2 separate regions of the Homo sapiens genome follow, and region 2 is linked to region 1. The links are chromatin loops, found by intact Hi-C in ENCODE. Cell type or tissue: right lobe of liver. All regions are shown on one strand. Links, peaks and the distances in the headings refer to the core of each region. The heading gives the core; the rest is flanking DNA. Region 1 has its middle 21 kb from the start of REELD1. Region 2 overlaps TTC29 (tetratricopeptide repeat domain 29).

What was found. A loop is a pair of places that touch in the nucleus more often than their neighbours do. Peaks named below come from ENCODE experiments on the same cell type or tissue, not always from the same donor. Only the 100,000 strongest peaks of a DNase experiment are listed, where the experiment ranks them.
Region 2: it touches region 1 in a loop (5-fold over the local background); 57 of 110 quality-filtered maps call a loop at or near these places.

Annotation. Positions count from the first base shown.
Region 1 is chr4:146,232,810-146,238,202 of GRCh38, forward strand. No RefSeq gene overlaps it. Among named protein-coding and RNA genes, the nearest start is that of REELD1, 21 kb to the left of the region's middle. In right lobe of liver, for the core only: no CTCF peak of the experiment used is centred there; no DNase peak of the experiment used is centred there; H3K27ac peaks cover 277 bases.
Region 2 is chr4:146,913,813-146,919,205 of GRCh38, forward strand. The region is part of intron 4 of TTC29 (tetratricopeptide repeat domain 29); the gene reads right to left. Among named protein-coding and RNA genes, the nearest start is that of TTC29-AS1, 17 kb to the right of the region's middle. In right lobe of liver, for the core only: a CTCF peak has its summit at 2,857; no DNase peak of the experiment used is centred there; H3K27me3 peaks cover 909 bases.

The DNA of each region.
Region 1 (5,393 bases), core at 210-5,209:
TCCAGCTTATACAAAACAGTAAAGTGATGCAGAAGGGTTAGCCAGGTCTCTGAGCCTCATCTTCCTCATCAGAGAAAAGGACATCACAAAATCATTCAGCTCTTTTGGTTGATGTAAAGATTGAATGCATACACAATATTTAGCTATCCATAACCAAACTGACATACCATTGTCATTAATATTATCTTGAAGCTGCAACACTGTCTTTACGTGTAGCCCATTTAGAGAAATTCTGTGATCATGAAAAAAAGTCACTTTCTTTTCTTTTTTTTTTTTTTTTTTGAGACGGAGTCCCGCTCTTTAGCCCAGGCCGGATTGCAGTGGCACAATCTCGGCTCACTGCAAGCTCCGCCTCCCAGGTTCATGCCATTCTCCTGCCTCAGCCTCCCGAGTAGCTGGGACTACAGGCGCCCGCCACCGCGCCCGGCTAATTTTTTGTATTTTTAGTAGAGACGGGGTTTCACCGTGTTAGCCAAGATGGTCTCGATCTCCTGACCTTGTGATCCGCCCGCCTCGGCCTCCCAAAGTGCTGGGATTACAGGCGTGAGCCACCGAAGTCACTTTCTTTCTATGACAAATTCTCCTCTTCTTCCTTTTTTTTTTTTTTTTTTCTGAGATGGAGTCTTGCTCTGTCACCAGGCTGGAGTGCAGTGGTGCAATCTCAGCTCACTGCAACCTCTGCCTCCTGTGTTCAAGCAATTCTCTTGCCTCAGCCTCCTGAGTAGCTGGGACTACAGGCACGCACCACCATGTCTAGCTAATTTTTGTATTTTTAGTAGAGACGGATTTTCATCATGTTGGTCAAGATGGTCTCTATCTCTTAACCTTGTGATCCGTCCACCTGGGCCTCCCAAAGTGCTGGGATTACAGGCGTGAGCCACTGCACCCGGCTGACAACTTCTCTTGAAGCAAACTTCCCACCTCACTTCCCTGGCCCAGTCACTTGAAGGCCACACGAGTTGTCATGGTAGTCACTGGCTACAATTCCTACCACGTATCAGATAATTTTTTGCTGCAGCATTCTGACTAGACTCTTTTTTGGCCAGGGCAGCTGGAGTCCATGGGCCTATACTCAAACTACATAAGTGATCGTGAAGGTCCTCTAAGCTTCACAGAAGCCCCAGAGGGGAATGAGTAGGAAGTGTTAACTTAACCTGAAAGCTCTTACTAAAGCATAAAGCCATTAAAAGTAAAAAGAAAAAAAAAAAAAAAGAAGGGAAAGGACTCAAATACAACATCTTAAAATAGTTTTTGTGTTTTGTAGGAACAGCTACAAAATTGCTCAGCCAACCTCTTCTTGGAGGAAAGAAGGTATGCGGCTAAACACATATTTGAGGGAAAATGATGGATAAATAATTGCTGAAAACTTATTATATTTTAAACTAATGCTTTTATATCTATAGTGCTAATTTAATAACTACACACCATGGGTAGTGGTAGCCTTAATCTTTTTATATTCAGAGACTATTTTTGATATTTTCAATTGATTTTTTCCCATAGATAGAATTTTAGTAAAGTACAACTTAACATTTTACTGTAGCTTGGCTTGCTGTCCCACTGTTGAGGCTATCTGCATTAATTTGCTGTTATGCTGTTTGTTTTCCTTAAAAAAAAAAATTAATTAGCAAAAAAAAAAAAGTCAGCAAACCAGTAAATATTTAGACATGGGTCACACTTTATTTGCAAGTTATCTGGGAAGGGCTGGCAATTTATGAATAAATTTCAGATGATGGCCATGTCCTCTCCCTGTTTCAGACTTCCAGTATTAATCAGTGATCCTAGCCTTTCTGGGACACAGACTGCGTGTTCTGATTTCATTTCACTCCAGCCTATCCCTCTTCTAAAAGTAGCAAGAAACTTCTTTTATTCAAGTGAAATTAATTTGCATTAACTTGTTTTATTAAACTTGAGAACTTCTCCAGGCTTACAGTATTCTGAGCACTCTGCTCCATCTGCCCTGGCATGGTGCAAAACCAGGGGTGGTCATCTCTGGCTCCTGGTTTAGCATATCAGGAAGACATTAGTGATAAAAGGAAGACTAGTGGTTTGGTTGTTTATTCTGCTCTTTAAATTCACAAAGAAAATGGGAGCGTTTTGAGACTCCTGTTCTACCCATGACGATTGAGGCCACCAGGACAACTACAGCCTGTCAGATGTATTCCAGAGATTTTTTGCTTTCAAAACATAAATCAGTTCATGTTGCTGTCTCTGAATTCCCTAATGGTTTTCCATCTCTCTCAGAATAAAATATGGACATCTGATTGGGCTATGTCCTGCGAGAGCTGGCCCTCTGACATTGCCCTCTTCCTGTGTGTTCACTGTGCTGCTCTGAGCTCTCCGGGAAGCTCTGTGCAGCTCCCTTGCTCTCCTGTTGTCTGGAACCCTGTTCCCCCAGGCATCCAGCCTTCAGAGCTTTCTTCTAGAGCTGCCTCAGCAGAGAGCCTTCTCCTGACCATTGCAACCTCTAATCAACCTAGCCTCCTACACTGTTTAATAATATTGATAGCACTTATAACCACTTGAGTCATATATTTATCTGTGTTTGTTTATTTTCTGCCTTCCCCAGACACAGATGCTTCATAAAGACAAGGACTTTGTTTTGTTCACTGCTATATTCCTAGTACATAGCTTGGAGTCCACTATTCCTAGTACATAGTAAGTAATCAGTAGGTATGTGTTACATTTGTAAGTGAAAAGTTCAATACCCGTGTTACTATCACCAGCTCTTAGTGTAGATTAAAGTTGAATACGTGGCACCTTGGGTAGCTCCAGAACACTTGGGAATCAGGCAATGTAAGTTTCCCTCCTAGAGGTGAATTAAAAAGAGTTCTATGGGTGACTGTCCTCAGTGCAGGAAATGCTCTTATGTCTCAGATCCAAGGCTCCAGGGAGTTCTGGGCAGGGAGGAACCGAGAATAGACTTCCCTCTCGATCTGCGCTGGGGCAGAAGGAAGGCTGACTGGAGTCTTTCCAACTCAGAAGCTCCGCATGACAGCTTTTCTTCAGGTTACATCATGTGGCGCAGGGTTTCTCAACCTCCGTGCTGTCACCATCTGGGGTTGGATATTGCTTATTTTGGGGGCTGTCCTCTGCCTTGCCGGATGGTTAGCAGCATCCCTGGCCTCTACTCAGTGCCAGTGGCTCCCTCCTCCCCAGTTGTAAAACCAAAATTGCCTCCAGACATTGACAAAGGTCCCCTGGAGGGCAAAATCACCCCTGTTGGGGAGCCACCGGTCTAGGAAACAAGGCATGTGACTATAGGCCCCAGGCTGAAGTGGCATTTCCCACATGATTTCCACACCCAGGGATGGAGTGGGCAGTACTGAGATGGAGAACTACAGGGCTTACAAATTGGAGTGCCTTTAAAGGTCTTCTGACTCAGTGGTTTTTAAAACCAAGTCAGTAAACCAAAAAAAAACTGAATGCTCTAGGGGAGGTTTGGGGATATCTTCCCCTCCTGTTTCCTTCTCCCAGCATCCCTTTTGCCCATTGCCTCAGAAACTCAGGGCTCCAGCAAACAGGGATTGAAAACCATGAACAACGCCTTCTTCAGATGAGGAGAACAAGGCCACGGAGAGGTCAGTCCAACAACAAGCAAGTCTAGGGGAGTCCTCAGATTCCTTCGACCCACCCTGACTTCCAAATCCGCTTTTCCTTCCACCATACTTGGCGGCTCATTTATTCTCTTGGATCATGTTAGGTATTGTAAATATTTCAACAGATCCAGAGAGAGCCAGGAATCAAGCAGAAAAATGGCCTGGAGTGATCACTTTACAGCCACCCTGGGAATGAGGAGGATGATAGGACACTGGAGACTGGTCAGTCATAGTGAGTGAGGCCTGGGCATGACCTGCCAGGCTGTGACAGGGCCCCAGCAGTGGGCCAAAGGGAGGAGAGACAGCAAGGGAGGGAGGGACTGACATTATCCCAGGTAGGAGCTCACCACGGCAAGAAGATGTTTCTCATTGGTTTACAGCCACCATCTTGAACTCACTGCCTTCCTTTCTGTGGGCTCTGCAATTTCCTTCCTTCAGATGGCATCTTGGGAGCATCGTCCCCCCTCACCTGATGATAGATGTCTTCTGCAAAGTGTTTTGTTGCTTTATATAGGAAAGAGGGTGCCTGGAAATACATTCTATTGGATATTAAAGACTGTATTTCCCTGATTTATTGTCAAGCTACGCATGGTTGTCTGAGAGGCAAGGAACCAATGGGATATACATTTTGACTAATGATTAATTATTATATCGAAAGTGATATTTTCCTATCAACTGATAGGCAGGAAAAATAGACTAGAGCTTGCTAGGTTAGCACCATGGGTCACAGATGTTGCCTCTGCATTTTCAGATTATATTATCCATTACAGGCGGCACCTTCTCATTTAAAAATATAATTTGTTGTTCTCCCAGACGAAAAAAGAAGCTGACATTTCACATGCAAGCCAAAGATTAGAATCACTGCACAGGGCCGCATATGGAAGTACATTAGGATGTGGTGTCCCTGAATCAAGGACACCAGGCGGCCAGTGCTGGGAGAGATGTAGAAGGCAGTGACTTCTGATCTTTATTATGCAAATGTGCAGCCCCCGAGCCAGGCTGTTTAACCTCATCAGGGGAAATGTCGCTGATCATTTCAAGCTCCAAATGTAGCACAAGCATTAGTGCTAGTATGTTATTATTGTTATTATTATGATTTGGCGGGCATATGGAAGCCCAAGCCCTCTGATTTAAGCTCAGTCCCTCCTTGCTCAGACCCTCTGGGATTGGACATAAACTCCTCTTGATATTAAACAAACAAATATTTTTTTCTTTCTCTTTGTAATGCTTGTTGGTGAAACATTTTGCAGGCCTGGTTGTCTGCCAAACATGGGTGAGGATGGTGAGAGCTTCATGAAATGCAATCTCTACCCCAGAGGCTTAGTGACAGGGTGCCTTCTCTCTCCTCCAGGGCTCTATGCCCCAGTGGCAGATGCATCTAGAGGAAGCATAAAGAATGGAGTAGGGGCAGGAGAAAGGATGGATCGGGGAGTGGAAATGGTAAGGAGGATTGAAAAGAGAGATGCTGCATGGGCTTAGAAGGGGAAATTTCCCTTATTCCCACTTGCGGGTCATTGCTCTCTCAGAGCCATAAAGGAAACTGAGGACCTGCTGAACAGGCAACAGAGAAGTAATTAAACGAGAAGGGGGAAAGTCAAAGACAGCTGATTAGTGGCCCAGGGTAGTTGAATGCAAAGGTTGAGCATCTTTGAAATCCAGATCGCTAGACCTCAGTTGGCAAGGTCCGACTTTTAGAAGAAATTAAGTAAATAAAAGTGACATATTAAGCTGTAGTAACATTCTAGAGGAAAAAAAAAGCAAGCAGTACACATCCCTTTTTCCTCCGCCAGCCTGGAA
Region 2 (5,393 bases), core at 252-5,251, 680 kb after region 1:
ATTCAGAAGGGGTTGGACAATCATTTCCACAATGCCTTTCAGCTTCAAACATCTGTGATATATAACTGATATCAATTTTTAAAATTTCTAGTACATTTTTAAAAAAGATCATTCTTTACAGATGATGTTACAAATAGAAATGTATTTAAATATGCATATAGAACTATGCTGGTATCATCTCTATTTTTTACACACATGCGCACATACCTATGCATACAAATATGCTACTGTTTAAGCCTCATTGCTAATATTTGAGAGCAAGAAAAGACAATTATAGTGGTTTAATAAATAGGTTCCTATCTAAACCTTCATAGTTATTGCAAATTATTTCTTTTAACCAGAAAATCTTCTTTTATTAAAATAAATCGGCTATCTAAAAAAAAGGAATGTCAATCTCTACCATTAGATTTGAATTTCTCAGGTTTTAAATTTCATAACAGAGAACCATAGCCCAAGTTCACTTGCTGTATGAAAGAGAATTGTTTTAAACACAAATAGAAATATAAACAAAACTCAGATTTATTCGCTTAATCATTATTTCATTTGGCCATAAACTTTTTAGGCTTTGGTTTCATTTACACATTAAAAAACTTTTATGAATATTAGTCTAAATTAACAGATGCTGTTTTTAAGCATCAGAAAAAGAAAAATCTTCTTGAACTGATGCCATGATACTGGATGAAAATAGAGAATGCTGGTAAAATTTATGGAGAGATTTAATATTAGGAAATATGAGGAGAGTTCATCTGACAGGAAAAAAACGTGCCATTCACAGAAGCAAAAGTTGTCACATTCGTGGACATGCTGAATGTATCCTGAGGAAGATCTTTGCCACTGCAGATACTTGGGGCTGCAACGAGATAAGGGATGCAGCTTGAGAATGCATTTGAGAATGAAATTAAGTAGTCAAGCATTTCATATGGGTTTTATTGCCATTTAAGGGCATTATTCATTCAATGGAGATGTTGTTAATTGTTTTGAATTCACATCAACATCTCCCTAAAAAAATGCAGAGATTTAAAAAATCTAGAGACTGACAGAAAGCAGAGCTGAACAATATGGCATAACTCCACAGCAGGTGAATATATAGAGATGCTGGGAAATGGAGAATTTACTGCTAAACAGCCATGGAGATATTATAGTGTTTTAAAATTCTGCCTTAAACTATTTTGAATAGCTACTATTTATAGAACACCCACAATGTGTCAGGCACTGTGTAGACATCATTTCTAACTGGCACAATAACTGTATAAAGAACTACTTCAATTTTTACAAATTAAAAAACCTGTCTTCAGTGAGGTTGTGAATTGCCCAAAGCCATACAAGTTATTAATAGTAAATGGCAGAGTTGGAATTCACACCCAGCTCCCTCTGGTTGCAAATTCTGAATTCTTCCCATTTCCCTACATTGCCTCCTATTATATCATGTATTGTTGCTTTTTCTTCTTCTCCTCCTCCACACAATGTTTTATTTATTGCATTGATTAGGAATTTGATGTTATTTGACAATTATGATGCAATCTTTCAATTGGTAAGCCATTCTCTTTATCCATGGCAATCCATGTTTAGGTTGGGTTGGAGACAGAGATCAGTATCATTTTGTGACTCCCCCAGAAAATCCTTCTCTTTAAAAGGAGAGAGCAGACAGCCAGCAGCATCCAGGAAGAGCAAATTAAATGGATATGGTTCCCACTCAAGGGTGTAAACTCTAACGGGAAAAACACTGACAAAGACAAACATTTAAAAGGATAAAAAGCATATACTTCTATAAATATAAAAAAGATGAATAGATGCAATGAATAGAAATTACAATTTATTTTACTTTCTCTGCACCTAAACTAATAAATCTAACAAGTAATATAAAACCACCTAAGTAGGTCTTTGTATAAGTTATTAGGTGAATTTTTAAAATCAAAGGCATTATTGTATATTCAATTATATGACTGATATATTTAACATATTTTTTTCATAGGATAAACTGAATTATGGAATCAAGATGAAGCTTTACAGTCAGTGAAATATTTCAAAAGCGGTTCAATAAAAAAACCGTACTTTAAAACAAGATCATAAAATTTTCATTTAATCTGACAAAGATAAAATCAAAAGATATGTAACATCTAATCAAAAGTCAGGATAATACTTTTATTTCATTAAGTTAATATTTATAAGTCACGAGTGGGTTATCCATGTGTCAGTTATAACAGTTTTACATTCATATGGTAGGGATAAATGTTACTGGAATCACCTACGGGATAATTACATTGACTTAAATTAATACTTAAATAGCTTCAGTTAATATAATTTCCTTGGAATAAAGTGAATCACTATTCTTACCTATCTTTTTCGGTGTAGATAGATATTATGTATATCGTAATCAGAATTTAAAAAGTCATTTCTTGACATACACCTACTAACTGATAAAAATTATATGAGTTGTTTATGTTTTATAGTTTTTGGTAAAAATGCTATTTTTTCCCAAAAGCTAAAATAACAATATAGCATTTTCCTAGCCATATAAATGTATAAAGAGAGAGAAGTTAAAAAGACAAAAAATTTGAGAGTGTTTAAAATGACTTTTTACTTTAAAGCCATATAGAATTATAATGAAAACTGAAAGCATTTTTCTTAATGCTTAGGTTGTTCACAATTATTAGTCATAGTATTGATTAGCAATGATTAAGAATTGGGCTACCAACAGCCATATATGTATTTTGTAAGAAAGATTAGTGAGTTAAGATTTTTAGAATTCTTAATTTATTTTCCATGCACTTCAAAATATAGCAAGAAAGAAGTTTCAATATAAAAAGGTCTTTAAATTTACATGATTTCCAATGAGTTGACTGGTCTCTGGGGGCATCTACTGGAAATTTAGCAAACTGCAGTTACATCATGTAAATTTGGTAACTTTCACTATCCATCCTAATACAGATATTATTTTAATTGATATGCAAATAAGTTGACAAAGAAGATAAATGTAAAGTTATGCATGGTATTCTATCTCATCCATCTGGTAACAGCAAAACATGTAGCTGTCTATGAGATCAGTTAACAAATATTCAACTGTTAAAAATGTAAATAGGGCAGGTGGCATACCATAGATTAACAGTTTTCAAAGCATCCAATTCTTATTTTTGGAAAAATTAGAAAAATATTTTATACTTAAACATTCACATATTTAATGAGAAATTTTTATTAATCCAAATAAAATATATATATAAAGCACTTTTAAATTATGATGGATTCTCTAAAACAAATCATTTTGTATCTCATACATCCACCAATCATAAATAATATGACTACTGCTTATTTTCTATATGATTTAATTTAATTATTACATGTTAACATCTCAAAAAGTAGAATTTATTATACTTGGATCAGAAGAATTTTTCATTATAGTCATTACAACTAGAATTCATCATTAAAATGAACATTGTTATTAATGTCCTCTAAACATTTCAGAACCTCCTTAAAGAATATTGAACATATAATGAACACAATACAATCATTTCAATGTATTATAATTTAACATATTTTAATTAAAAAGCTCTTTTTATAATATTATGTTATGACTAATCATATAATTTAAATATCACAGCCATTATAATGATCTTGATTTTTTTGCAGAATTTATAGACCATATTCACTTTGAGAGATTAAAAATATAATTTGAAAGTATAAATATTGTGATATGCTTATATTTTACCATTATATATTTTATATATTGCTGTAAAATTTATATAATTTATATGTAATTTTTATAAAATGCAATTAGATATTATATACATTATATATTATTTATAATATATAATTAGATATTATATAAATTATATATTATATATTTATATAAAATTATGCATTATATAAATTTTATATTATATTACTTATATTAAATTATATGATACACAATTTATATAAAATTATATATAAAAATTATATAAAATTCTCCTTGTAAAGAGTCACATAACATTTTAGCTTCATTCCAAAGAGATTGTCTAATGCAATATATTAATTTATAATTTTTCTAAAAATTTCTTAGAATTGCTATCCAAATAAATGATTTCATCTTTTATTATATGAACTGAAAAAATTAAGCAATATAAAAATATTACCAAAAAGTCAGAATATAAATATTAATATAGCATTCTGTTTCAGTTTTGATTTAGACTCAATTTAGGTAGATAGGCCAATTTAACAATTTTAAATACATAAATAAAATCTGCCCCCCAGAACATTTTATGGAATAGAATTTTTATGTGATTATCAAAACAGTTACGCGTTTACTAATTTGAACTTTAGACGAAACTGTTACATATGCAAGTTTTGCTTTGTATTTTTGGATTTTTTATCTATTAATAATAAAGAAAAGCATAGTCAGAATTTCAACATTTTAAAAGTATATATACAAATTGAAAAATGCTATTTTGAAAAAACTAACCTAAGTTCAACCTTTATTTTTTAAGAAAAAAACTAGTAATAATTAAGGAATAAAGTTTATCCTCTGGCATTTTGTAAATAGTACTATCACTAATATAACTCAACGAATAATAAAAATATCTAAAAATTTGATCAGTAAAGATTCTCTCAATAGCCTGATAAGAATTCATTTCAACATGGGTGATTATATTTTAGAAGTTATGAAATATTTGTGTAGAATGGGACAGAAATTATTTCACAGATTCTATTTTGATAGAACTGATGTTTTGCATTAAAGGCAGTCACTTTTTGTGAGATCAACAAATGTTTATAAACCAAACTATATTTTCATTGATGATTATTAACAAATATCAGAGGAAAGCATGCTTATTTAGCAAATAGTACAGGACTATAATCTTTACAATAACTTTAGATAATTTCCTTAATAACATAAAGGCATTTTTTATGTGCCCACTTGCTCAAAGTTATTTATTCAAGTGATTCCCATTTAATCAAATATTTCAAGTACAGTAATTGTTATCAACCAGGAATGGATAAACTATTCATCAGACAATAGAAAGTATTACCAAAATAGTTACCCACGGTAGCTGTCGCACAGCACTTCAGCATCATTCATTTTCTTTATCGAAAAACCTCAAACATACACATTTTTAAGACTTAAAAAAATACTGTTTGTTTTAGAAACATTTGTTGATCTCACAAAAAGTAACTGCCTTTAATGAAAACTTCTCTAGTAGTCTGGTAAAAAAGGATTGGAAGAAAAGCTCCTTATATGAGGTTAATTACATATGCAATTTTGATAAAAGTCTTATTACTTCCAAACTCCTTTGAGAAATTCAAACTTTATACAAAATAATTTGTGTAGAAAAATTTTAAGCCAAAGATTCCACATGGAAAGATATTAAATGAGTGTTAAAGGAGAATTTTTCAGGGACAGTATTTTCAAGCCAGGATTACAA